5 separate regions of the Mus musculus genome follow, and regions 2, 3, 4 and 5 are each linked to region 1. A link is a loop called in an ENCODE intact Hi-C map of the cell type or tissue named here. Cell type or tissue: heart. All regions are shown on one strand. Links, peaks and the distances in the headings refer to the core of each region. The heading gives the core; the rest is flanking DNA. Region 1 overlaps Itpr1 (inositol 1,4,5-trisphosphate receptor 1). Region 2 overlaps Itpr1 (inositol 1,4,5-trisphosphate receptor 1). Region 3 holds the start of Bhlhe40 (basic helix-loop-helix family, member e40). Region 4 has its middle 34 kb from the start of Gm44040. Region 5 overlaps Itpr1 (inositol 1,4,5-trisphosphate receptor 1).

Evidence for each region. A loop is a pair of places that touch in the nucleus more often than their neighbours do. Peaks named below come from ENCODE experiments on the same cell type or tissue, not always from the same donor. Only the 100,000 strongest peaks of a DNase experiment are listed, where the experiment ranks them.
Region 2: a loop joins it to region 1, with 2.3 times the contacts of the local background. A loop is called at or near these places in 6 of 42 quality-filtered maps.
Region 3: it touches region 1 in a loop (4-fold over the local background); 21 of 42 quality-filtered maps call a loop at or near these places.
Region 4: a loop joins it to region 1, with 5 times the contacts of the local background. A loop is called at or near these places in 8 of 42 quality-filtered maps.
Region 5: it touches region 1 in a loop (2.2-fold over the local background); 6 of 42 quality-filtered maps call a loop at or near these places.

Annotation. Positions count from the first base shown.
Region 1 is chr6:108,424,663-108,429,421 of GRCm38, forward strand. The region is part of intron 40 of Itpr1 (inositol 1,4,5-trisphosphate receptor 1); the gene reads left to right. Among named protein-coding and RNA genes, the nearest start is that of Gm35165, 46 kb to the right of the region's middle. In heart, for the core only: a CTCF peak has its summit at 2,225; DNase peaks (open chromatin) are centred at 549 and 2,309; H3K27ac peaks cover 446 bases.
Region 2 is chr6:108,490,642-108,495,400 of GRCm38, forward strand. It overlaps Itpr1 (inositol 1,4,5-trisphosphate receptor 1), which reads left to right. Exons shown (of 62, transcript NM_010585.5): 52 at 3,060-3,252. Among named protein-coding and RNA genes, the nearest start is that of Mir7661, 3.3 kb to the left of the region's middle. In heart, for the core only: no CTCF peak of the experiment used is centred there; no DNase peak of the experiment used is centred there; H3K27ac peaks cover 1,307 bases.
Region 3 is chr6:108,656,612-108,661,370 of GRCm38, forward strand. It overlaps Bhlhe40 (basic helix-loop-helix family, member e40), which reads left to right and starts at 4,018. Exons shown (of 5, transcript NM_011498.4): 1 at 4,018-4,381; 2 at 4,550-4,619. The coding sequence starts at 4,302. It overlaps 0610040F04Rik (RIKEN cDNA 0610040F04 gene), which reads right to left and starts at 4,323. Exons shown (of 7, transcript NR_104577.1): 1 at 4,206-4,323. In heart, for the core only: a CTCF peak has its summit at 2,739; DNase peaks (open chromatin) are centred at 2,280, 2,910, 3,330, 3,850 and 1 weaker place; H3K4me3 peaks cover 3,060 bases; H3K27ac peaks cover 3,041 bases.
Region 4 is chr6:108,567,447-108,572,205 of GRCm38, forward strand. No RefSeq gene overlaps it. Among named protein-coding and RNA genes, the nearest start is that of Gm44040, 34 kb to the left of the region's middle. In heart, for the core only: a CTCF peak has its summit at 2,437; DNase peaks (open chromatin) are centred at 2,245, 3,055 and 3,645; H3K4me3 peaks cover 1,296 bases; H3K27ac peaks cover 1,632 bases.
Region 5 is chr6:108,507,518-108,512,276 of GRCm38, forward strand. It overlaps Itpr1 (inositol 1,4,5-trisphosphate receptor 1), which reads left to right. Exons shown (of 62, transcript NM_010585.5): 55 at 3,178-3,342. Among named protein-coding and RNA genes, the nearest start is that of Mir7661, 20 kb to the left of the region's middle. In heart, for the core only: no CTCF peak of the experiment used is centred there; a DNase peak (open chromatin) is centred at 2,704.

The DNA.
Region 1 (4,759 bases), core at 420-4,419:
AGCTTCATTAATTACTTTTAGCACAGTCATTTTCCCTTATTTCATATGTAGCTTTCCCATTTTTGAATTATTTCTATGCTAGAATGTCCTGGACTGAACTTAGTATGCTGACACCCTTCAATACTCTTGTTTCTTCCTTGAGTTATAAATGCCTCCCTATAAACTTCTCCCCCTGGGCTATTGAGGTTGAATTTCTATTTGCTTAAGTACAGATTAAGTCAGGGAAAGGAACCCCCCCCCCTCCACTGTGGTCTGTGTAGCATTATTAATACACTGTTTGCACCATAGTAAATCAGTTGATGTGTTTGCTTGCTCAGGATACTACTTGGTTCTCCTGGCTGGGAGTTTATTGCTTGCTTATGGAAAGATTCCACAGTTGGAGCAGGTGTGTTTATAATTATACTCTAGGAAATAGAATACTGTCTGTTTATAAAAGAAGAATGTTCTGGCAGGCGCTTAGATTCTTTGAAAATTCCCTGAGGAAGCAACTGTGGCTCCCCTCTGCGTAGTTACCCCTGGCAACCGTCAGAACCCAGGGACACCAACACCCTGTCCCTGGTCCCTCAGGCTATTGGCTCTGGCCCTCTTCTCAGAGGTGACTGATTGGCCTTTATTATCAGCCCATTCTGGAAACTATCACAGCTCCCTGTGGTACAATCCCCCCCCGCCCCCCCCCCGCAACCTTCTACCAGTGTGTTCTTGGGGAAGCTGTAGTCCACAGCTGTGCTTCTACAGAAGTTTAATGAGAGCTCCTGACAGCAAAGGATCTGGGTAGGGACGAGCCTCACACCTAACACTGAAGGCTTCTGTCCCGAGTGATCATGGTGGTGGCAGTGGGGCAAATAGTAAGCATGCATGGTCCCTCCAATTTCTCATTGCGGAAGAGCCACTGCCTTTTGATGACGATAAGGACAGTTGAGTATCTCGGGGAATAGATGGCTGCAAACAACTTGGGAGAGAGGGAAAGACCTCCTGCATGAACATCAGGACTTTGGGCAAGACGCTAAAGTAAGGGTAGAGGCACAAACTTCTCATAAAGAGCATGCATGTACAGGCTCTTCCCAGCTGCCCTCTAGAATAAAATTTTAATTGACACCAGGAACAGGAGGGTGTCGGTGTTTGTGTTTGCTTCTTGGCAAGAGAGGCAGTCTCTATCTTTACCCCGACTTGATCTTGTTCACTGGAGATAGGAGAAACAAACTAGGGGTGGATGCGGGGGTGAGGGTGGGGTGGGGATAGAAAAACTACCTGCACTGTGTGTGTGAAGCTTCATGGATTGCTACATTTGTGTGCTTGGGACTATACATCCCCCCAAAATCTTGGACTGATGACAAAGGCCAGTCAGTTATCAGAAGGGCCAGGGCCACAGAGTATTGGTATCCTATGGTTCTGACAGTTGCCAGGGGTAACTATACAGAGGGAGCCGCAGATAAAGATCAAGATACAGAAAGCTCCCTCACTGGCCATAAATGGACATCAGCTGATGTTAAAGATCCTGATTTCTATCACTGGAAGCATCTGTTAGGTTCCAGGTACTATGTTAAGGGTTTGATACAATGTGCCTCCAAAAACATAGTATCTGCCGTGCTGGAGACTCTGCTAGAGACCATACAAATTAATGGAAAAGTTACCCCAGCCTGTCATGCAGCATGATAGAAATACATGGAATTGTGGGGAAATGTTATCTGGGGCTTTCTCGATATGTCAGAAGGGCAAGTAGTCACTTCAGAGGTCAGGCAAGAATGCAGTGGGGAACCTCAAGGCAGGACCTACTTTTCTAAACTAGGAAGTGCCATGCCTTTTAAGAACATACTTGGGGTTTAGGCAGCAGTAGTGGATGATGGGGTGGGCCATCTAGGTTTCCTCATTTTTGTCCTTGATACTAAGTTGTGTGTTTTAAAAGTGTGTGCTGTAGTTCAACAGACATGCCCATTCCTCTTCACTTAATATGACATCCTCACTGAATTACTGTCACCCTGGTGACAGCAGGCAACTGCAACTTTGCTTTCCTGTATTGAAAAAAAAAAACAAAACAACACAACAGATATCCTTGTCACCCAGAGTAGCTGTAGCCTGATTTTATTTATTGTGACCTAAACTTCTCTCCCCTACAAGCTAGTGATGCCACAGACAAAAATGTCTGTAATATTCAGGATGTGAAGGGTGGGAGTGGGGGTAGGGGTGCAGACAGCCGCTTAGGAATTGCTAGTTTTCACCTTCAGGGGGCGCGCTCATGACGTCCGACCCGGTGGAGGCGTCCTACTTTCTTACATTGCTGCAAACTGCTGAGTTGGGAACCTGCCAACCCTCAGGCAGCCGTTACATAAGCCCTTTCTTTTTTTCCTGGAATTTAAGCTCACTGCTGATGTGCGACCTTCAGCAGTAATTGCCAATAAGTGCAGCAGGACTGTTTACTGTTAGACACTGGCAACCACAGAGCAAGCTCTGCTGTCAGCACACAGAAGCCACTGCGGAGTCTGCTGAGGGCCTTTTCAAATCTTTGGACTCTCTTTGTTATTGTTTCTGAGATTATTCCAGAATGACTGAAGTTGTGTAGTTGCGTCATGCCAGTTTGCATTTTTTAACTAACGGACCACACTACTGAGTTCTGATGAATCCTCTCTGTAAGATATGCATCAAAGTTCATGGGTGGAGCCATTTAATTTTTAACTTATCCTTATTTCTAAAAGCAAATGCAGTTAAAATGAGAATTGTATTTGTAGATGTGAATATTTAAAATTGTCCATTTAAATTCAGAAAAAAAAAAAACCTTCCATCTTTGGTTTGGGTTTTTTTTTTTAAAGATTTCTTTTCTCTCAATGAAGAGGTTTCAAAGTCTGATAAAAGATGGACCCTGACTTGCTAGCCCATTCACTCTTGTTTTGTTTCCTTTTCCCAGGGTTATAAGTAGATTGAGAAGCAACGGAGTGCTGATTTAGGGAACCAGAAATGATAAATTATTTTTGATGTACTGATATATGAGCCTATCATACATGTCTTGACTTGTGTCCAACTACTGCCAAGATGGTCCATAAGTGGACATTATATTGAAGAGAAAATGGTGGATGCTCAGAGGCCAGAGAGGGATTCCGGTTAAGGGCAGAAGAAAGCAAAGCCTATTCACAGCCATACTGTGTGCTGGTCCTATAATAGACTCATATAAAAGGGCTGGATAGAGAGAGAGAGACGGGGTCGGGAGGGTTGCTGACTCGAAAGCACCAGGAGTAACCTAGGACATATATAGGTATCTTTTCTTTAAGAAGTTCAAAGAGTGATAACAGATGTGCATCCCTCCATAAGAAATAGGGTGCCTTGTTTATATGAAGCAAGCCCACAGGCATCTTCTATGCACATATCACGTTACTTGGTTGACATCACAGTTATAATACCTTGATTATTGGCCTCATCCAACAAGGACATTGAGGGCTCAGAAACTTGAGTTACTGTTTAAGTTATTCTTAAATGTTTGTTACTCATTTGGATCTTTGTTTCTACGAAATTATGTTTTGCTGAACATCTTTGAGAGTTCTGGGGAAACTTTTAATCAAAGGGGCAATATGATGAAGCAGTCTGGGGCAGTACTCAGTTTTCAGATTCATAACTAGACGTGTTCATCATCCACCGACCAGCTGTGATTAGAGATGTCAGCAGCATGTATGATGAGGGAGAAATAAGACCTAGAATATATAGATCTTAAAATGTTATTACTTAAAATGTTCACTGGAACATCACCATTCAAGTAAAGTAAATAATAATAATAATAATAACAACAAACAACTACTACTTCTGAGGAACTAAATTTATTTATCAAAGCCTACTCTTCACTTATATTGGCATCATATCTTCTATTTACATAGCTATTCTTGGGACATGCATACTTTGCTTTTATGCTTATCAGAATTGCAGCTTACTTCCTTAAAAGCAGCTTATCCCCTAAGAAACCGTGACTTCCTTCACTGGGGAAGGAAGTGCTGATGGAGATGAAGAAGGTGTAGGATGTTGCTTGGTGTTCTAATTATATCCTCATTTGGCCAGGTCTCTGCCATGTCCAAAATCAAGTAGAACTTGGCCGTTAGATGCTTAAAAGTAAAGTTTACTGTCAGTAGACCTTTCGTTATTTGATATGTCAGCTGGACGGAATCACGATAATGCTCCAGTTTCTGCGGACACGTGAGGAGGTGGAAGCCCAAAGCGGTACTCTGGTGACCAAAAAGGCTTCCCAGAGGGCCTCGTCACATGGCGCCAGCCAGTGCTCTCACTTGTCCATGGTAATCCACCAGTAAAAACATGCTAAAACTTGTCCTTCTAAATACTAATTCATGAGGCCTCAAAGCAGCCTCTAGGGTCCAAAAAAGGCTTCATAGGACTTTCAGGGAAAAACTAAAAAAAAAAAAAAAGCTAATTGGCTTATATTTCATTTTAACAATCAGACTTTAAACCAAGCACAGTAGTCATCTAGGGAGGAAATACAGGGTGAAGTTCGGTGGGAGAAACATGGAAAACATGGGATCTCACATTAAGAAATAAAGACTGCACATCTGATGGCGTCTGCAGAATCGAACGTGCTTCTCTGGGCAAAGAGAGCTGAGGCAGAGTGGAGAATTAAACAAATGAACAGAGCACGACACACCAGTTCCGGCTCTGTCTTCTTCCTTTCCCTTAGCTTTGGTGTTGGCAAGGGACTGACGATAGCTGCTTGGGTTCCTGCAGGAAATCCCTGCCTGTAATCCTTCTGTTGTTATCCTATAGAATGCACCTG
Region 2 (4,759 bases), core at 208-4,207, 66 kb after region 1:
CCTGGTCCCTACAAGGAACGAACGACGAGGTAAGGGGCACTCAGGAGAAGGCATGCTGACTGGAAGGGAGTGAATCAGTGTGAAAAATGTGCACGTCAAGAGAGGAAATCACGTACACACTGTCCTGGAAAGACGTCTGCACTTCATTCTCAGAGCAGTGGAATTGCCAGCATTTCTCCCACAGAAACCCCACCATCCTCTATGCATCCTAACAGGACAAAACACTCAGTGACCAGCTCCACGGCATAACATCATCTCTACCTGGAGAGTGCAGAAGCAGCTCTTCCATAACGCTCAGTGAGGATGCTGACTTCTCTCACTCTCAGGCTCACAGCTAGAGTATGAATCCCAGGCTGTCCCACCCCTGATCTTTTATGTCACCTGCATTGTCTTTTAGAATCTGAAAAGAAACATGTCTGACTCCAGGGTCTAGATAGTCAGGATATTGTACCTTGTTTTGCTAATGGATTTATCATCATTGTCTGTAGAGGGATTCTGTAGACCTAAGGGACTGGTTGGGTGCAATGACACCTTCAGGATGGAGGCTCTTGGGAGTCTCTTCTTACCTGCTGTCTCAGCTCTCCAGGCCACCCTGATGAAATGCTTCGTTTGACCAACTCAGTCAGCCAGGCCAAATGTATAGTCTGGAATTATTGATTCTGGCCAGAAGCTTAGCCAGAAGGCCAGCTAGCTCTGTCTTCTTCATCCTTCAGGAGATAAGCATGGCAGTGGAGAACGTTAAAGATGAATAGAATCAGGAGGTATTGTTCAACTCTCTGGCCCAGTTGAGAGAAGACTGAAGCCTGACCGAGAGAAAAGGCATGAACAAAGTGTCTTACTACTAGGGATAGAGAAGGAATGCTATTCTGTCCTCCTGATTCCCACCCACCGCTAAATCTACCCAAATAAGGAAATTTTAAAAACTGTTCTAGCCTCAGAATCCAGTCCTTGCCTTGCCAGGACCCTCCCTTTGATTCCCCCGAGGGCTATGTATGCAGATCTGAGGTACTGTGCAGATCCGAGGTACTGTGGCGTAGCTGCTTGGGCTTTGCTAACAGACTCTGGACTCTTCACTCTTCAGCCATGGAATGCAATTCTTGCCAGAAGTCTCCCTCTTCCTTCCCTTTTCCTCATGAAGCCAGCTGCATACCTCTTCTGTGCTTGGGTCCTAATGCTAGTCTGTGAAGCAGGTAGCCACTTCATAACAAACATATGGAATAGGCCCTTGAGCCTGTGTCCCAGGCAGGTTCTAGGGATTAACCACACGCTACACTTCCAGTTAAACCAGGTTGGCTTTGAACCAAAACCATTCTAACAGCAGAGTGATTCTGAGCCCCCCACACCCCAAAACCTGAGCTCTAGATAGATTCAGAAGGCCCTGGTATAAAGACCATTTTCCTCTGTACTTAATGCAGTCAGAGCTGTGAGAACCTGTCTGACCTCCATAAGAGTTTCCCACTCCAACTGGGCCTGAGTCATCTTTCTTGCCCCATCAGGGAACAAAGGTATTGAGAGAGGGAGCAAGCTCTTCCTGTCAAGGGCGTCAGCCCTGGGCTTCACCTGACCTCCTCAGCTTCTGGAGAAGAATGCAGAAAGGCCAAGAGGCCATGTCTCTGGTGTACTGCTGCCTGTGACCTTTTAGAACTCTCTGCCCTTGAAACTGTGACTTAATACTGTGTCCTAAAATTGGAAACAGGCTACTCTGGAGATGGAGCCCATCTAAGGAGGAAATGGAACAAACCTGCAGCCACCCACCCCTGCTGCAGCACAAAGCCAGTTTAAGGAACACTGATGTCCTCCCAGAGGCAGTGGGCATATTGGTTCAGATGTCATGCATTCTAGACATTATGACAAGATGTAAGAAGTCATTGCAACTGTGGTAGAAAAGCAAAGGTCTGCTCTAAAAGATCTTATTCAGAGTTAACCCAGTTTTGCTATCTGAGAAAGAATAGTGGGTGAGGCGTATACTATGACCCAGCATTGCCCTATCTAGCATGATAGCCATCAAGCTGTGCCTGTTAAATCAAAATTAGATGCAAGCAATTATTCTGTTGCTCATTTGCGGTAACTGCATGTGCCTCGTGCTTGGTGGCCTCTGTGACTAGTGGCTGTCCTCGTGGACACACCAAGAACTGCCCTATCATTATAGAAAGTTCCATTGTACAGTACCAGCCTCTGCTGAATGTTCTGAAGCACAGTATAAATTGTTCCAGATGAAAGCTGATCATATCTAAAGGAAAATGAGAAATGGGTTTCCCATCTGTTCATTTTGATCAACTAGTTTTTACACTCTGCAGTGTTGGTGTCTATTGCTGCTGAGTTTTAGCTTGGCTGAGCTTGTCAGCTTGTGAAATTGAGCTGGTTGTCTTTAAGCTTATCAGTTGTTTGTTGACAAGCACTTCAGCAATGTGTAGTCATGGTTGTACATTGTTTATCTACAGTCTCAAGACAGCATCATTTTAAAGTACCTTGGGAGTATGTAGAGTTGTAACTATAATACTTTTTTTAATTCTAGTGATTATTTTTTTATTAATGATTATTTTTTTAAAAGAAATTCCATGCTACAGTCATAAGATTAAAACCAGTATTTAAAAGTGGAGGAGCAAGCCAGGCGTGGTGACTCATGGCTTTAATCCCAGCACTCAGGAGGCAGAGGCAGGTGGATTTCTGAATTCGAGGCCAGCCTGGTCTACAGAGTGAGTTCCGGGACAGCCAGGGTTACACAGAGAAACCCTGTCTCGAAAAACAAACCAAAACAAAAAAAACCAAAAAACAAAAACAAAAAAAAAGTGAAGGAGGATTAAGATGTTAAGGGGGGAGGTTGATCATATTTTCATATTTAAATGAATGGAGCATGAGGTTAAGCAAATTCATACAGACTTTACAAAACTTTTATGTTGGGAGTGTGCATGCACAAATGCACACAGTTAAGGGCTCTCAAATCAGACAGATTCATATTATCCTGAGCCTTGAAATCAGAGTTCACTGCCAATAGCAAAGAAAAAGAGTGTGTGTAAAAGACTTTGAGAATAGCCGCTTACCCTCCATGTTAACCCTAGATTGTCAGACTGGACCGGACAATGGAACAGATCGTCTTCCCTGTGCCCAGCATCTGTGAATTCCTGACTAAGGAATCGAAACTTCGAATATATTACACCACAGAGCGGGATGAGCAAGGTAGCAAGATCAATGACTTCTTCCTGCGCTCCGAGGACCTCTTTAACGAGATGAACTGGCAGAAGAAACTTCGAGGTGAGTCACAGCGCGTTGGACACGCTCTGGGAATGTACAGCTCTGAGGCTTCACACCTGCCCAGGGGAGTGCGTGCACCTCCAAGGACAAGCGAGTCAGGAACGGTTGGTGTTGGTGTGCCCCTTTGAATGCAGAGAACTTTGGTATCTTAATATCCAGGTTCAATCTAAGGGCCCTAAATGGACTACATTCACACAGCATTTGATTCGATTGGCCTAGGAGCTTCGTGGATGGCTTAGCGTGCCTGTAATTTAGGTGTTTCCCTATGGAAACTAATTAGACAGAGAAAAGCCCAGGCCTTTTCCTGCCCTGGATGGTTCCCTCGGGCTGAGAGGGCAGACTGGCACACCTGTTCCTGAGACTCTCTCTCTTCCCTCTGATGGAGTAGCTCAGGGTCAGAACTCCCAGTCATTTTATAGGCAGTACAGTTGTTTGCCATCTAAGATACAGCGTGGCTCACCAGCAGGTCCCATGACAAAGCCAGCCAAGTCAAATGAAGATTACTTGTCTAAGGCACATTTATAGCGCTTCCCCCAGAGGGCTTCTGGACTCCCAGTTTTCATTAGCGTTTTTAATGTGATCCTTCAGCACCAGCAGTGTACTTGGCAGCAGCTGTTGTGACCAACTTTAAAGGACCGTGCTTTATTTGTGTGTGAGTTGGGAGCCAGGATTTTTTTTTTTTTTTCAATTTTAAAGCCAGGCTCTAGTTGAGATCTTTGAGACTTTCTGCAGGGTGCGGCCAGGGTAAGAGAGAGCAGTTTCCGGGACCGCTTGGGGCAGAGCCAGGCCTGCCATCCTCACCAGGCTTACCTTCTGCCTTCCTCCTTGCTTCCCTTGCTCTCCTGCAATGAGAGGAGTCGCAGGTCCTCAGCACCGAGGAGGGGGAGAAGTGCTCTCTATTTTACCTCCACCATCCACTGCTTCTGTGGACACAGGCAGGCAGCGTACCCATCTCCAGACCCTCTGGGAGCCGGTGGGTAGGCAAGATTCATTTTCTCCCAGAGAGGCTGCCTCATTGTTCCAAGATTTTTAGTAAATTATAGCTAATGCCTTCTCTGGTTTCAATCTTCCTGGCTTTTGAAAAATAGTGTTTGTTTTAGGGAAGTTTAAAGACAACAATACTTGTCATCTAAAAATTTTTAATTGCCTTCAAAGCTATAGACTAAGAGAAAAATGGAAAAACAATAAGTGAATTAAACAAAGCAAGTCTTTAGAAGGGGAGAGATGTACTCATTAGACGCCGAATTAAAATAGAACTCACTGCTTTTCCCGAGCAAGTTACTTCTGCCGAGTGTGCACTTTTCTGTCGTGTTGGCAAAGCTGGCTTACCTTTGGCTGAAGTCATGAAGGTTGTGATGGGTGTGATGGGAAGTCGGTAGGCAGTTCTCCCTCAGTGTCTGTCTGTCTGTCTACTGATGTGAGTGTTTTGTAGTGTTAAGAAATCAGTATGGGGCTGGAGAGATGGGTCAGCAGTTCAGAGCCCTGGGCAACTCTTGCTGAAGAACTG
Region 3 (4,759 bases), core at 427-4,426, 230 kb after region 1:
GCTTCAGTCTCCCAAAGGCTTACATTATATAGCAGCAGGACAAGGTCCAATGCCTTGCGCTGGAGGAATTCTCTCAATGAATACATGTGTTATATGAGTTGGGCTAGCACTAATCAGCCTTGTAAGATGGTAGCAACATATGCCAAGTTCTTAGCCTATAGCCTGAGAATTATCACACAACTAAACAAGCATCCATAAAGATTTTTAACATCTGGTCTTCTCAGCTCACCAGCCCTACCCCACCCTTGGGAATGCTTTTTCCTTTCTTACTAGACTGTCTCAGTTTTTTTTTTTTTTTTTTAAAGCAGGTGACTGTAATACCCTTCAGGATGGAAAGGTACCTACTAGAGAAATTATTTTTCAAATATTTGCAATTTATACAGGGGAAAACCAACAGATTTCTCCTTTGTATCACTTTTTGAGACATGGTCTTGTTGTAGAAAAATTTAATCCCAATCCGGGTTTGGAGGAGGAGAGAAGGGAGAAGTGGCCATGGGTTAGGTGAGCCATGAAATGGGGCCCTGCAGGCTGGCCAAGTAGAGCTAAGAGCTGTCCAGATGCAACAAAGTAGTAGCCAGGGGCTATCGGTAGGAAAGCAGATTCTAATAACATAGAGGGTAGGTATCTGCCCAGCTCTAGCACTGACTAAGGCTTGAAAGTTCTGTGTGTCTCTTATCTGGGAACTAAATGGAATAAGGCAAGGTAGAAATCCCAAATTGGGATTTCTTTTTTACAACAGGGTGTCATTAGCCCAAGCTAACTTTCTATTAACTTTTAATTAAATGATATCTATATATGTATATATATGTAACATATAAAAATATTTTTTATGATTCCCCCCGATTTTACCTCCACATTGCTGACATTAAAGGCAAATGGTGACGCCACTCCCAGTTTTATGCTCTGTTGGGGACAGAACTCAGGCTTTAATGCATGGCAAGCAAACAAGAGAGCAGGCAGGCAGGCAGGCAGGCAGGCAGGCAGGCAGGCAGGCAGGCAGGCAGGCAACTCTATCAACTGAGCTACAATAGCCCCTAAATAACACACAAGTTATTTTGTTTGCTTGCCTGCCTGCCTGTCTTCCTTTCTTCCTTTCCCCCTCCCTTCTTTTTACAAATTTAAAAAAAAAGAAGAAATCCAGATACAGCCAGATAGGGATAATGTTAAAGCCTGGGAGTATATTTGGAACAAATAAAAAGTAGGAATTAGTTTATGTCTACAATGTTCAGAACTCAGGAAGCTGAGGCAGGAGGATTTCGAGATCAACGCCTACCTGATGTAGGGAGCTTGTAAATAACTTAAAAAAATTTTTTTTTAATTGAACAATTTACATATTTTGTTATTTACAGCTACAGAGCAAGTAACGATGGAAAGTTACTGATTAAATGATTTTAAGGATGTTATTTTCCTGAACCATGAACCATGCAGGCAAAATTGCAGAGATTAACTCCTGGGGGGAAGGGGCCGGGGACACAAGAGAGGACATATCCTCCTTTCTCTGACAGAGGGTATTTCCTAGTGGAACTGTAGTTTTGGCGCAACCATGACAACGCTTCCCCCTTAGAGTCACAGGAAGGTGGCAGCCCTTCCTCACTCCCACCCTACCTCAAGAGTGCCAGGACACATCCAAACCTCTGGTCCTGCTGCTCACCTCCTGGCAGGAAGGTGGGAGCATTCATTCCCTCCAGGGAGATTGATTATAACCTGTCAGCCAAACTATGTCTGTCTGGGGAGGAGGGATGGATCTCTAAGCCCCAAAGTGAGGTCAGCCAGTGAACAGTTAGAAAAGCAATCATTTCTCACACTTACTAATGGGTTTGACGCTTGTGAAACATAAACAGGAAGTAGAAGCTTGAGCGACCTGAAGGAAATGCACTCCCAGTTTGATCAACATGCGAATCCCAGTCCTCCAGGTCGTCAGAACACTGACAATGACGACTGACCCACCAAACTGCGCCCAGTTCTAGCAGTGACCTCATTTTCCCCCAATTTCCCAGCCAGGTCACTCCGCAGCGGGTTGACTGACCCTAAGCACGGTAGGGAAGGTTAACAGTCATCTCTCAACTCTCCGAACTTGCAGGGCAGGGGAGCGCAGAGGTCAGTGAAATCCCCAGCCAGGCCTTATTTTAGTCATGAATTTCCACTGGCCCCTTGCTGTGTGTCAGCGCCGCTCACAGCGCCGCAGGTTCTGCGTTTCAGATGCTTTCCCAGCTCCGGGCTGTTAGAAGGTCAAAGAGACCAGATTTTTCCAATGCAGGTCGGTGGGGGTGGGGCCGGGCGGCCTCCGCGAGATTGAAGAGAGCTGGGGCCCCTGGTGCTGCCCCTTTGTGCCCCGCGCACCGGCCTGTGGGTTAACCCCTACTACCTAAACCTCTTGGTTAGTATTAAATGAAAACTTTCTCATCTTATATTCCCTGCCAGTGGCCCTGTTAGACTTTCTGCTGAAGGCGGTCTTCTGGTTGGCCTCGTTGGCTCCTTCCCAAAGGTCCTTGTAAATTCAAGGTCAAAATCCGTGTTTGCCACCTCCACTGTCTCCAGCCGCGAGCTCGACTGGGTAAAGGGCTCAGTGAACTTGTGCTGCATAAATGTGGAGATTTCACTGTGATCAACCAAGAGGATGGGGCGGGAGGAGGGACCCGGGCGGGGGGGGGGGTCCTGCTTTCTCCTCTCTCTCTCCTGTCCTGGAATAGACTGCAAACAGCGCCACCCAAGTTCCTGGTTAGCAGCGGGATCCCATGCAGATCCCTTGCAGCCCGGTGCGCGGGGGTCTAGGCTTGGAAGCCAGCGCGGAGAGGCTTGCAAGTGAGCCGAGCTCCGGCCCGCGTCCGGGCCACGTGAAGCGTCACGCCCCGCGCTGCTGCAGGGCAGGCGCCGTCGCCGCGGTTGTGTAACGCTGCAGCCGGAGGGGAGGCGACCCGGACGCCTCTGCATCGGAGGGGGCAGAGGAGGGAGGGAACGCCGGGCACTGTGCCCGGTATCTTTCTGTGCTTGACTAGCCAGGGTGGGTGGGGGCAGTGAGGCACCCTGAAAGGCGGGAGGAGATGGGTGCGCGCCAGTCGGGTGCCAGGCCACCCGCAGGCTGCGCCTGGGACCTGAGCTCCCGGGAGAGTCCGGGGTGGGGGTGGGGGGAGGGGGTCGGCACGGCTCACACGGTCCACGGTCAGGTGCGCGCGGCGTGCTCGGCGGCGGCCTCGGCTGCCCTAGCTCCTGGCCACCAGCCCGCTTCCCATGGGGTGACATCCGCCCCGCCCTCGGTCCCTCCCCAAGGCGGGCAATTCCTGGACACTGAGGCTGAGCGCTGGGGGGGGGGGGGGGGGGGGGGCTGGGAAGCCAGGACGGAAAGAAACCCCAGCCTCTGGAGAAGGCTAAGGGGGGCCGACGACTCCCTCAGCTGCGCACCGGTTCCTAGGAGCGGGCCAGGCGGGGGAGGAGGAAGAAGGCTGGGCTGGAGCGACCAAGGGGATATTCCTCTCCCGGCTTGAGTCAGACGCGGGCGGAATCCGTCCTCCCCCGTTCCCTCCCAGGAGACGGGAACTTACTTCATTTCCCTGGGGCAGGTTCGCCCACGTTACCAACTCTTCCCCCCCCCCCTCCAGCTCCCCGGTTCCTTCCAGCTTCCGTGCCCCCCACCCAGCTGGGCAGGACTCTGGCTGCGCTGCCACCCCCTCTTTCGGGGAAAGGAGGCCGCAGCCGCAGACACCTGGGGGCCCGAGGTTTGGAGGGGGGGGGGGCACTTCGCAGCCGCCAGAGCGTTGTCCAACACGTGAGGCTCATGTGATGAAGCCGGGGGAGGGCGGGCAGGTCGCTCCTTCCCTCCCCGGCAGCGGCCAGACGTGCTTGGAGTCACAGGGTAGAACACGTAGCTTCTACCCACCCACTCGCTCCCATTTAACCCAGCCCGCAGCCTCTCCTTACTCCTCGGCTCGTCCCCTCCAGCAACTCCCCCCCCCCCGCCCCGCCCGCTCCGCCCTGAGCAACCCCCCCTTCCCTCCCGCCTCTCCGCCCGCCCCACTTCTCATTCACTTGGCTCGCACGGCGCAGACAGCGCAGCGAGCACACACCGCCAGTCTGTGTGCAGAGCGGGAGCCAGAAGCCGTGGGGACACCCGGCCATGCACGCCCCCAACTGAAGCGACACCTCAAAGCCGCTGCTCCTGGCATCCCAGCGCATTGCAAGGAAGCTCAGGCTAGCTCATAGGAACATACCTCTTGAGACCCTCGGATCCTCCCTTCCAGGGCAGCCCTTTCTCAGACTCTACTAAGTGCAGACAGGAGCGCACAGTGGCCCCTGCTCGCCGCATCATGGAACGGATCCCCAGCGCGCAACCACCTCCTACCTGCCTGCCCAAAGCTCCAGGGCTGGAGCACGGAGACCTGTCAGGGTAAGTGTGTGCTGTGATCCCTTCAAGTCTCCACTCCTAACCTTGTGTTCCGCGACACTCTCAACTTGGGGCATCTCTGAGAGTATAGGGGGCTTCTTTCACGTCTAGGGCTCCTGCAGCTAGTACGCACTCGGGAGTCACGGCTTTTTCTGACCTCTCTCCCTGCAGGATGGATTTTGCCCACATGTACCAAGTGTACAAGTCCAGGCGGGGAATAAAACGGAGCGAAGACAGCAAGGTAGGTGCATCCCTGGGAACCTCATTCCTTAGCCCCTCGTGTGCGCTGAGTTTCCAAGAAAAGTTTGCTTGTTTCAAGGTTGGCTGGGGGGTTCAAGATGAGATGAGCTCATTGCCACAAATGAGTGACTTGGGAAAGAA
Region 4 (4,759 bases), core at 519-4,518, 140 kb after region 1:
TCAGACTGTCAGATCTCAGGCACTTTTACCCACTGAGATACCTCCCCTAGTCCAGCGAACATAACTTAAATGATCTCAATTATTTATATTTGTCGATGTCTTAATATGATCAAACTGTGAACTTCTCACACACACACCTGCGATAACCAACACTGTACATCCCAACGCTGGCAGAACAAGCACTCTTTTCCCAGGTGTCTTTTCCCTGCTGTTCTCTCCTTAGAATACCCATCTCTTGCTGTCTCCCTTACCAACTCTGTTTCCTCTAGATCTCAGTGGCTTTTCTCCTCTGACATGTCACATAGTGCCCCCTTCCCCTTTGACACTAAACACTCCATGATTGCTTTCCTTTCTCTACATCTCCCACAGGATTGTACTCTCTCCTCCATCTTCTCTGTTCTCTCTTCCCAGCACTGGGATGTGATCAGTGAGTGATTTCTAGCTTGTTCATTTTTCTTCTGTCCTAGAAAGGGTTAAAGAGCAGAAAGAAGAAGCCCGTGGAAAAGTCATGATTCTCCTCCTGGCAGACTGACACGGCAGTATCAGAGCTCTGCTGAGAGTGTGCTTAGTGTCCCCAGTGCCTTCCTGTCGTGGGGACACTACAGTAACTAGACTCAGAATACTTGGATACTTCCTTCCACCCTGTCATATTTTTTTTCTTGTTTCTTAAATGGATTAAGCAATACCCAAATCAAACTAACTCAGGAGAACTAGATGGGGAACAGAGGAGCTGGATTTTTGTAAACTGAGCAGTGATACCCAACCACACTTACATACATAAACCCCTGGTGCTGAAAGTCACTGTTAGATCCATTTAGCCGAAACCCCACTTAATGTCTTTTACCCATCCGTGTTCATGTTAATGTAACTTCCTATCCGTTCAAATTTATTTACAGTAGAAGATAAACCATAAATTACGTTTCATTTTCTGAAATCTAAAAACCCTTGTTTAAAAACTGTCATCATCTGATACCAATTTTATGAGCAGCTCCTCAAGGGTTGCTATGCTTTAAATTAAAACTCTCCATCCTCTTATTCAAATAAACAAATTATACTTTTTTGTAAACCCCCCAAACATTGTCAGATTTCCTTTAAAGAAAAAAAAGGTAAATTGTGTTTCTTGAACATTACAAATTACCAAGACTTACAGCTCAGTGATAGAGTACTTGCCCAAGAAGTAAGTCCCTGGCTTTAATACAAGCACAAGGTGGTAAGCATAATTTTACAGGAAAAAAAAAAACATCTTTTAAAAACGGTAATGGGGTGGTTCAGTGGTCAAATACTAGCACAGAATAAACAGGGTCCCGGGTTCAATCCCCAAAACTACAGAAAGCAGGAAATGGGGGCAGGTGGGAGGGGGCAAGCCCATCAATGCTGAGTGATTGATACTGATATATAGATGTAGCTATATATAAACATATCACTGATGTGAATGTATAGATACATATAGAACTATCACACACATTCATACACTAAGCGCATATATAGAACAATCTCAATGAATATTGATAATAATGCTATATTGATGTAGCATAGTGTATACTCATGCTTTTAAAAAAATTGGTGGACTAAAACGAGTTCAAAGACAGACAATTGGATCTTTTTGTTTGTTTGTTTTTGTTTGTTTGTTTGTTTGTTTGTTTGTTTTTTCAAGACAGGGTTTCTCTGTATAGCCCTGGCTGTCCTGGAACTCACTTTGTAGACCAGGCTGGCCTTGAACTCAGAAATCTGCCTGCCTCTGCCTCCGGAGTGCTGGGATTAAAGGCATGCGCCACCACGCCCAGCCTTTTATAGCAATCTTAAGAGTCATAGACATTATCATCTAAACTCACCAACTTTTTAAAAGATTGAAATAAAAAAAAAGGGGGTGGGGCTAATTGAAAGTGTTGAGCCCAGAAATTCTTCATGTTTTATTCATCTTTAAGTTACTATTCATAGATAACACTAGCCAATAGCTACTGTTTTCTGAGAACTGTTAATACGTGTGAACAGACCACTGACTTCAACAAGCGTTGAGCAGAGGGGTCAGGATTAATGGGCTGTTCCTGTGTCTTTTAGGCGTGAGGCCTCCCACAGTGGATGTCATCATCTTAGACTTAGAAAAGCTAGTCACATCCTCAAAAAAAAAAAAAAATGTTGTATGATAAACAGATCATAACAGAAACTGCCAGGGGCAGGCAGACACGGAATCCAGCTGGGTTTCTTTAGCCCTGATCCCAGTTTCAGCTGCAGGTTTTTTCCAGAAAGAACAGAAGTTTGATTTACTCAACATTCTGCAGAAGTCAGGGGTGTGGTTATAACTCATTGCTAATGGGTTTTCCCTTAATTCTTGTAGCAACAGGACCTTACAGTGGCTACTGGCAGGAAAAAGGTGAAACTAAGGTCACAACAGGAGTCTATAGCATCAAAACAGAAACAGCTGTTGAGGACCACCTAGCGGCAGCAGGGGCAGCAGTATTTTTTTATATTATCCCTAAGGCACAAAGTATGACTAGTTTCCAGACTTAGAGCTGAGAGCCACAGTGACGGATGAAGACTATGTGTTGTTTTTTTTTTTTTTTTTTTTTTTTTTTTTTTTACCAACTCTGCCATTAAATGCTTGTAATTTCATCCTGATACACAAATCACCTCTGATGTAGGCCAATCTTGTTTTCTTCTTATTCATTAGAAAGTGTGAATTCAGGGGGGAAACGTCCATGAACCGTTCGTTGGGCTTTCTTTCTTTCTTTCTTTCTTTCTTTCTTTCTTTCTTTCTTTCTTCCTTCCTTCCTTCCTTCCTTCCTTCCTTTCTTTCTTTTTCTCTTTTTTTTCTTTTCTTTTTTTTAACAGGGGTTGGATTGGAAATTTGACAGCAACGCTGAGACGCTTTTGCTAAGGCAGGGATCAATGGGAGTGTGCTTACTGAGTAATTGCATTCCTTCTTGGCTAGCCAGCAACGTGGAAACTGAGCCCTGCTCGGCGCTGTGCACACCCAGCTTGCAAGGTCTGTTTCCACTTCTCCAGACCAGGCCAGTCTCATAGGAACAGCTGTCTCCAAACCCTCTGTACAGCCGGAAGCCAGTTGCTTGGGTTAGGAGCCCATTTTGTGCCAGGGACTACAGGAAGTACGTCATAGGCCTCGCCTTTTCTCATGACCTTTGAAGCCAATTTGTAGCTGGGTGAGGAAGCTGAGACCAAACTGGCCTCATTGCCCAGTCTGGATCCTCAGCACCTAACTGGCACAGTGCTGGCGCTAGGCACCAGAACCCCGGGATGAGGGAGGGCATGGATGAACATCCTAAATACTCACTAGACATGTTTTGAATGTAATGTGACATGACATGTTGTGTCCTCCCTGGCCACTTTCAAGCCTCAACTCCTCAGGACAATTGGGGAAACTGAAGCCCCAGATCAAATGACTTAGCAAAGGTCACAGGGCAGGGGGGCAGACAGAAAAGTGCCTTTGAGTCTTTCTGTGGTCCAAATGGTAATTCTATCCAGAGCCTGTCTACCTCACGTTCAAGGTCCCCAGACTCTGAGCAGGAGTGGGGGAACCAAGGGGCTCCCATCCCCAACCAGCTTTCCGGTCAGCAGCTCCCAGCAGGGCAGGGCGACCCCACCCTCCCGCCAGCTGCAAGGCACAGCGCCAGGAGCACACAGACTGTTCCCAGGCACTCCCTCGCCCCAGCCCCGCTGCACCCGTCTGCGAACTGCCAAGGGCAAGCAGGGGAACAGCTCACGTGGACCTCTGCAGAGCAGCCAGCTCAAATCTCAGGGCGGGGCTTCGTCTTCGCCACGCCCTCCAGGGCGTCCCCCACCCTCCCACCCCCGCAGCACTCCGAGACCCCTGTTCTGATCCAGATCCAGCAAAGTAAGCTCCAGTGTGGGCTGTAGGGATTTGAGGAAGTCCGTGGGTGCGGTTGAGGCAGCAGCAAAGGCAGCTAGCTCTGGTAGAAAGGAGGGGGTGTCTAGGTCGGCAACATTAGAAGAGAGGGCGTTTCTGCAGAAAAGGAAGTGGGTGTCAAAAGCTGCACACACATTGCCCCGTGGGAGTCCTGTGAGGGAAGTCACCAGGACCTGCTAAAGTCTCCCACTTTATGGCTGCATGCAAACACTCTTAAGTCGCGGTTATCAAAATTCCTGTGACTTCTCAGCACAAGGCAGGCAGTAATCATGGGCATCCATCCATTGTGTGGGGGCCACCTATCCAAGCTTCCTGTGAGTCTATTAGGCCTGTTGCCTCATAAGCCAGGCTCCTGCAGAGTCAGAACACCAACACTTCTCCTCTTACTTCAACACCTAACTTAAGGTATATTCCTGCAGCTTCCAGAAGCCGCCAGACTGCATTGATTTTTCAAAATCCCTATCTTAGCCACATGGTGCGTTCTTAGTCCACGGACACTCAATAAAGCCAGTTCCTTGAGAAAAGCACGTTTTCCCTGGTTTGCGTCTTGCATGATCTCACGTAGTCCAGGCTTAGACTGACTATAAACTTCTGACCCCCCTTGCCTCCAGCTCCCAAGTGCATAGGGCTGGAGTTACAGATGTGAGCCACCACACCCCACTTTTTTGTTTTTAACATTATTTTGAACCCGACCAATGGCATTTAGTAAGGTGGGGCGTTCCTGGGAAAGGATTTAGATGAACAAGTGTCCCACTTTTATCTCGCTAGGTAGCATAAAGTTTTGCTTGGTTGTCAATTTCTGGACAATATTTTTATATGTGGGTACACATAACCCCACATTTCATTTTCTTCCTTAAATAAACAAACAAATAAAAC
Region 5 (4,759 bases), core at 207-4,206, 83 kb after region 1:
GCTCTGCCAGTGCTTTTGATCAGGTGTGGTAAGGCTGAGTCATAGTGTAGACATAAGAAACAAGCTGCAGGTGTCTCAGTGGTGAAGGAAAGAACACCATGGGGTAGGCAAAAAGGCAGAGCAAACAATGAGGAGGTCTTTTTCTTCAAGCAAAGAAGTATTGTCTTAACTGGGTGGACAATGAAAGGAATAAATTTATTTTGTGTATTAGTTGCCTTTCTGTTGCTGTGACAAAATGCCAAGACAAAGGCAATTTATAAAGCATTTAATTGGACTTTCAGGGGGCTGAAGTCAATTAATGGGGGAACCAAAGGCTTGGCAGCAGGAATATCTGAGAGTTCATATCTTGAACAAGCAGGAGGCAGAGAGAGCAAACTGTGAATGGCTCTTGTCTTTTGAAACCTCAGCTCCTCTCCCCACCCCCAGCCCACCACCATGTGACGAACTTCTTCCAACAAGGTCACACTTCCTGATCTTTCCCAATTAGTCTACCAACTGGGGTCAAGTATAGAAACACACGAACCTGGGGTGTGGGGGCTATTTTCATTCAAGCCACCTGGGTCTGGAGGCTGGGGTTCACGTGTGTACTTGTGTTTGTGCCAGTGTGTATGCAGGCCAAATGTCAACTTTAGTGTCTTTACTCAGGAGCCATCCACCTTCTTATTTGAGACAGGTCTCTCACTGGCTTAAGGCTTGCTGAGTTGGCTAGGTTCAAAAGCACCAAGGCTTCCCTGTCACTGCCTCCCCACTGCCTCCCCTGTATGGAGATAGCAAGCATACACCACCACACAAGGATTTTTTTTTTTTTTTAACATGGGTTCTGGTGATCAAACTCAGGCTTACATGGGAAGCATGTTTACAACTGAGCCATCTCCCTAGTGTAAAAAATATAAATTTAACACTAAGTTTCCAATCATGGGTGGCTGGGGCAATACTATGGCCTCCGTCTAAAATGAAATGATGCAACAATGCATTCACATTGTTCACTTATAATGCCTGAGGTGGCACGACATGCCATTACTATTAGCTCTGACAATTGTCAAAGCATGGGCACAATGGCAAAGAGAGAGAGAGAGAGTTCTAGAGACGGTGGCATAGGTTTTGTGTGCTCTGAGAAGTTGTTTCAGAGGGAACACAGGATAATCAGATGACAGACAGGACAGATGGATGGAAAGAAAAGGTATTAATTAGTTCCTCAGAATGTGTGACTATTTGTTTCTTTTTGTTCTGTCCTTTGATCATTCCACAGACAACACATCTTTGACAAAGACCATTTTCAAGGAAGACTCAAGTTAGACAATTGCTATTTTTAATACATTAGCTGAGGAGGCCAGGACAGCTATCATAAATAGTCACTTAGAGTTTTGTTTTGTTTTAGCAAGATATACTATTTGGTGTGTATGGGATAAGTAAGAGTGGCTGAACAAACAGGTGAAGGCTAGGGGAAGAGGCTAGGGTGCTATCCAAAGGATGACTCACTGAGGTTAGGGTTAGGACAGGCTCACCAGTCTCCTGCTAGAGGAAGCCAGATGGATGTGCTCAGAACATAAGACATGGTATATACTGACAGCATCCCTTAGAGGTAGGGCAGGAAGCTAGATCAAAAGCTGGTCAAACAGTCAGTGTGGAATAGGGGCAATAGACTGAGTCTACAAACAGGAGATACTTGCTGGAGCGGCAGTGAATGTTAAAGAGGAGATCAAGTAGGCTGAAGTGGACTGTTGGCCTGTTCAGATTTTTAGAACTTGGGTGTGTAGGAGGTTCTGTGGTGTCAACTGGACTATGATCATCTCTCGTTTCTCCAAACCCCTCTCTCTAAACCTCCATCCAGAGTCAGTCATGCTCTGCTACCCTGTAAGGAAATCTCACCCACAGGGTCAGAACTCAGGGGAAACCTGGCCGATTGTATGTTGAGGGTGCTTGAGAAAGCTGGAGGTTCTCTGTCCGTGTTGGTGTCCTCCCTTATCTGATTGTCAAGGAGTTGGCTTACACTGGCCTGCAGCTTAGCTGGCAGGATGTCTGTGTGCCTGGTGCCAAGGGAACTAGAGAAGCAGAAGATGGTTTCCCCAAGTGCATTCAGAGTGTTCTTTCTAGCTTTTCTGTCAGCCTGTTAATGGAGATGGATTTCCAGGCATGGGGTATATGTTCACATACAAATGTATTATCTAGTAGGTAAGTCAGGGACCCTTCAATAGTGGGTGTCAGGAAACCCACGCTAGATGAAGCAGAGTGGAAATGCATTGGTTCATTTTGACATAGAAAGCAAGAACCTGGCTTCAGGTATAGCTGAATATGGGGGCTTAGGCAGTGGCATCGGGGCCCAATTCTTTTGTCCCTTAGTTTGGCTCTGTGTCTACTGAATGTTTGTGATTTTATGACCCACGGTGGGGTAAGAAGAGGACAGTAGCCCTAAACTCATATTCCCTTCAGGTTCAAGGTAAGTAGAAAAAAAACAAAATTGTCTTTTGCTATAATCCCAGGGGAGAAAAAAATGCCTCCTGGGTTTTATTGGCTCATTTGGTCACATGACAATCCTTGAACAATTATTATATCCAGAAGAATATAATGTTGTGATTGGCCAGATGAAGCTCCTTCCCGACCTCGGGAACTGGTTCTTGAAAAGGGGTGGATCCCCCATGGGAAGGTCAGAAATCGTTCCCTGAAAGAAGTACAGGACAAAGAGCTCATCCTGGCAAAACCCTGTTTTTGTTTCTTAAGAAAATGTTCATCTTACTTGTGACTGCAGAAGCCAAGAAAGTTGAGCCGTGTCCACTTCTCACTAAGCTCAGCCCCTGTAGTGTCTGGAATGGAGCCAGCTTAGATAACGAGCTTTAAGCATGCTGATCGCAGAGTTCACAGAGACGGGTGACTTCTGTATCTGACTGACTCATACAAGAATGTTAGAAATGGTTCATTTCGAAAACCATCATTTCAGTATGTGTTAATTTTGTTTTTGCCGTACACAAGTGCTGCTTGATTGCTGGTGCACTTGAAATGATTTGACTACTGTGTAATTTGTATTATGCCTGAAAAGCAAAGTACTGGAATGACTTGGAGTCCCAGGACAGTTCTGAGAGAGCTTGGTGGGCACTCGGTGCTAAGGCTCCTCTCAGGTTCTCACGCCTAGTTGAGCATGGTCTCTGCCATCTGACTCTTCCCACCACCGTCTGTTCTCAGGTCTGCAATAAAATCATCTTCCTGATGAGCTTTGTGGGCAACTGTGGGACCTTCACCAGAGGCTACCGGGCCATGGTTCTGGATGTGGAGTTCCTCTATCATTTGCTGTATCTACTCATCTGTGCCATGGGCCTCTTCGTACATGAGTTCTTCTATAGCTTGCTGGTGAGTACCAGGGGTTCACATGTGGAGAACTGTGTCATCTCTTATCACAGACCCCCCACCTTCTAATCACAGCTACTGGGCCTGGTTCTATAATATCAAGCTCCAACTGCATCCGATCTTGGGAGGATCTGAGAGGAAAATGACATAGGAAACAGGGCAGCTCCAGGGAACCTGGCAGTGCAGGATCTCATCATGTCCTGTATGTGGCACATCTGTAGTTTCCACTCATGGAGGAGGTGCCTCTGCAGTTCAGATGTTTCCTATATATGTGTCCATTTCTCTCACTTGGGAAGCACTTGCCAAGAGGCATATGTTTGACACAGTCACCTACAGTCCTCTGCAATCTGTTTCTCAAGGCAAACATGTCAGGACCAAAGTAAGAGCAACTTGCAAAGCCCAGGACCCAGGACAGTGAGCTTGCTAAGTAAAAGTGATTTTGTTCCCATAGAGCCAAGTTGTTAAGACCTTGACAGTTGGTGAGTTGGTTCTGTCCCTTTCTTGGGAGCAGATTAAGTTATAAACCAAATAATGATTTTCTGTGCCAAAGTCAAAAGAAACCTAGATCTATAAAATTGGGGATAAGAAATTTCAGTGCACCTACATAACATGGCAAGAAGCATAAACTTTTATGGTGCAAACACAAGAAATATAAAAATATGAAGATCAAAAAAAATATCCAAGGGCTAAAAATAAGAGAGGGGGGGTAGGGAAATGGAAGGAAAGGAAAGGAAAGGAAAGGAATGAAAGGATTTAGACAATAGGGATTGTGAAACGTCCTTAAGGAAAACCCATGTATGGTTTCTAAGCTGCTTTTGTCTGTCTCAGTTTCCTTCCTTCCTTCCTTCCTTCCTTCCAAGTTGAGAAGAAGGTTTTCCTCGCAGGGATACTGTATGGATCACATGTAACTGTTCATGTCAGCATCCTAAGCAAGCATTGCCATGGGACAGCTCCCTAGTCTTATCTTTATCATCCTCTGTTCTCGATGCCACAAAAAAAAAAAAAAAAAAAAAAAAAAAAAATAGATAAAGAATTCACCAGGATTAGCTCATTCCATTAGTGAGAGATGTTGGCGGGCTAAGCGGAATGGTTTATTTTCTCTAGTTTCAGAATCTGGCTGGCTGTACTTTGAGCTTTTAAGCAAAGGGGTGGCAGGATGTACTTGTGAGCGCTATTATGTGGCCTATTTTGGTCATTCTGCATCAGAAATCTTTAGAGCCATCCTGGAGTCTGTTCTGGAACTGTTCTGTGTCGTGCATGAGCATCCCTGGACAGAGTTTAGCCCGTGAGTCAAGGAGACCCACATCCACCAGTGCAGCACACTCCAGTCCTCCCTGGGGAGAGTGGCAGAGGGCAGGGATTGTCTCTTGGGTCCCTGGTTGTTGTTTATTCGTTTGTTTTGTTTTGTTTTGAGGTAGGA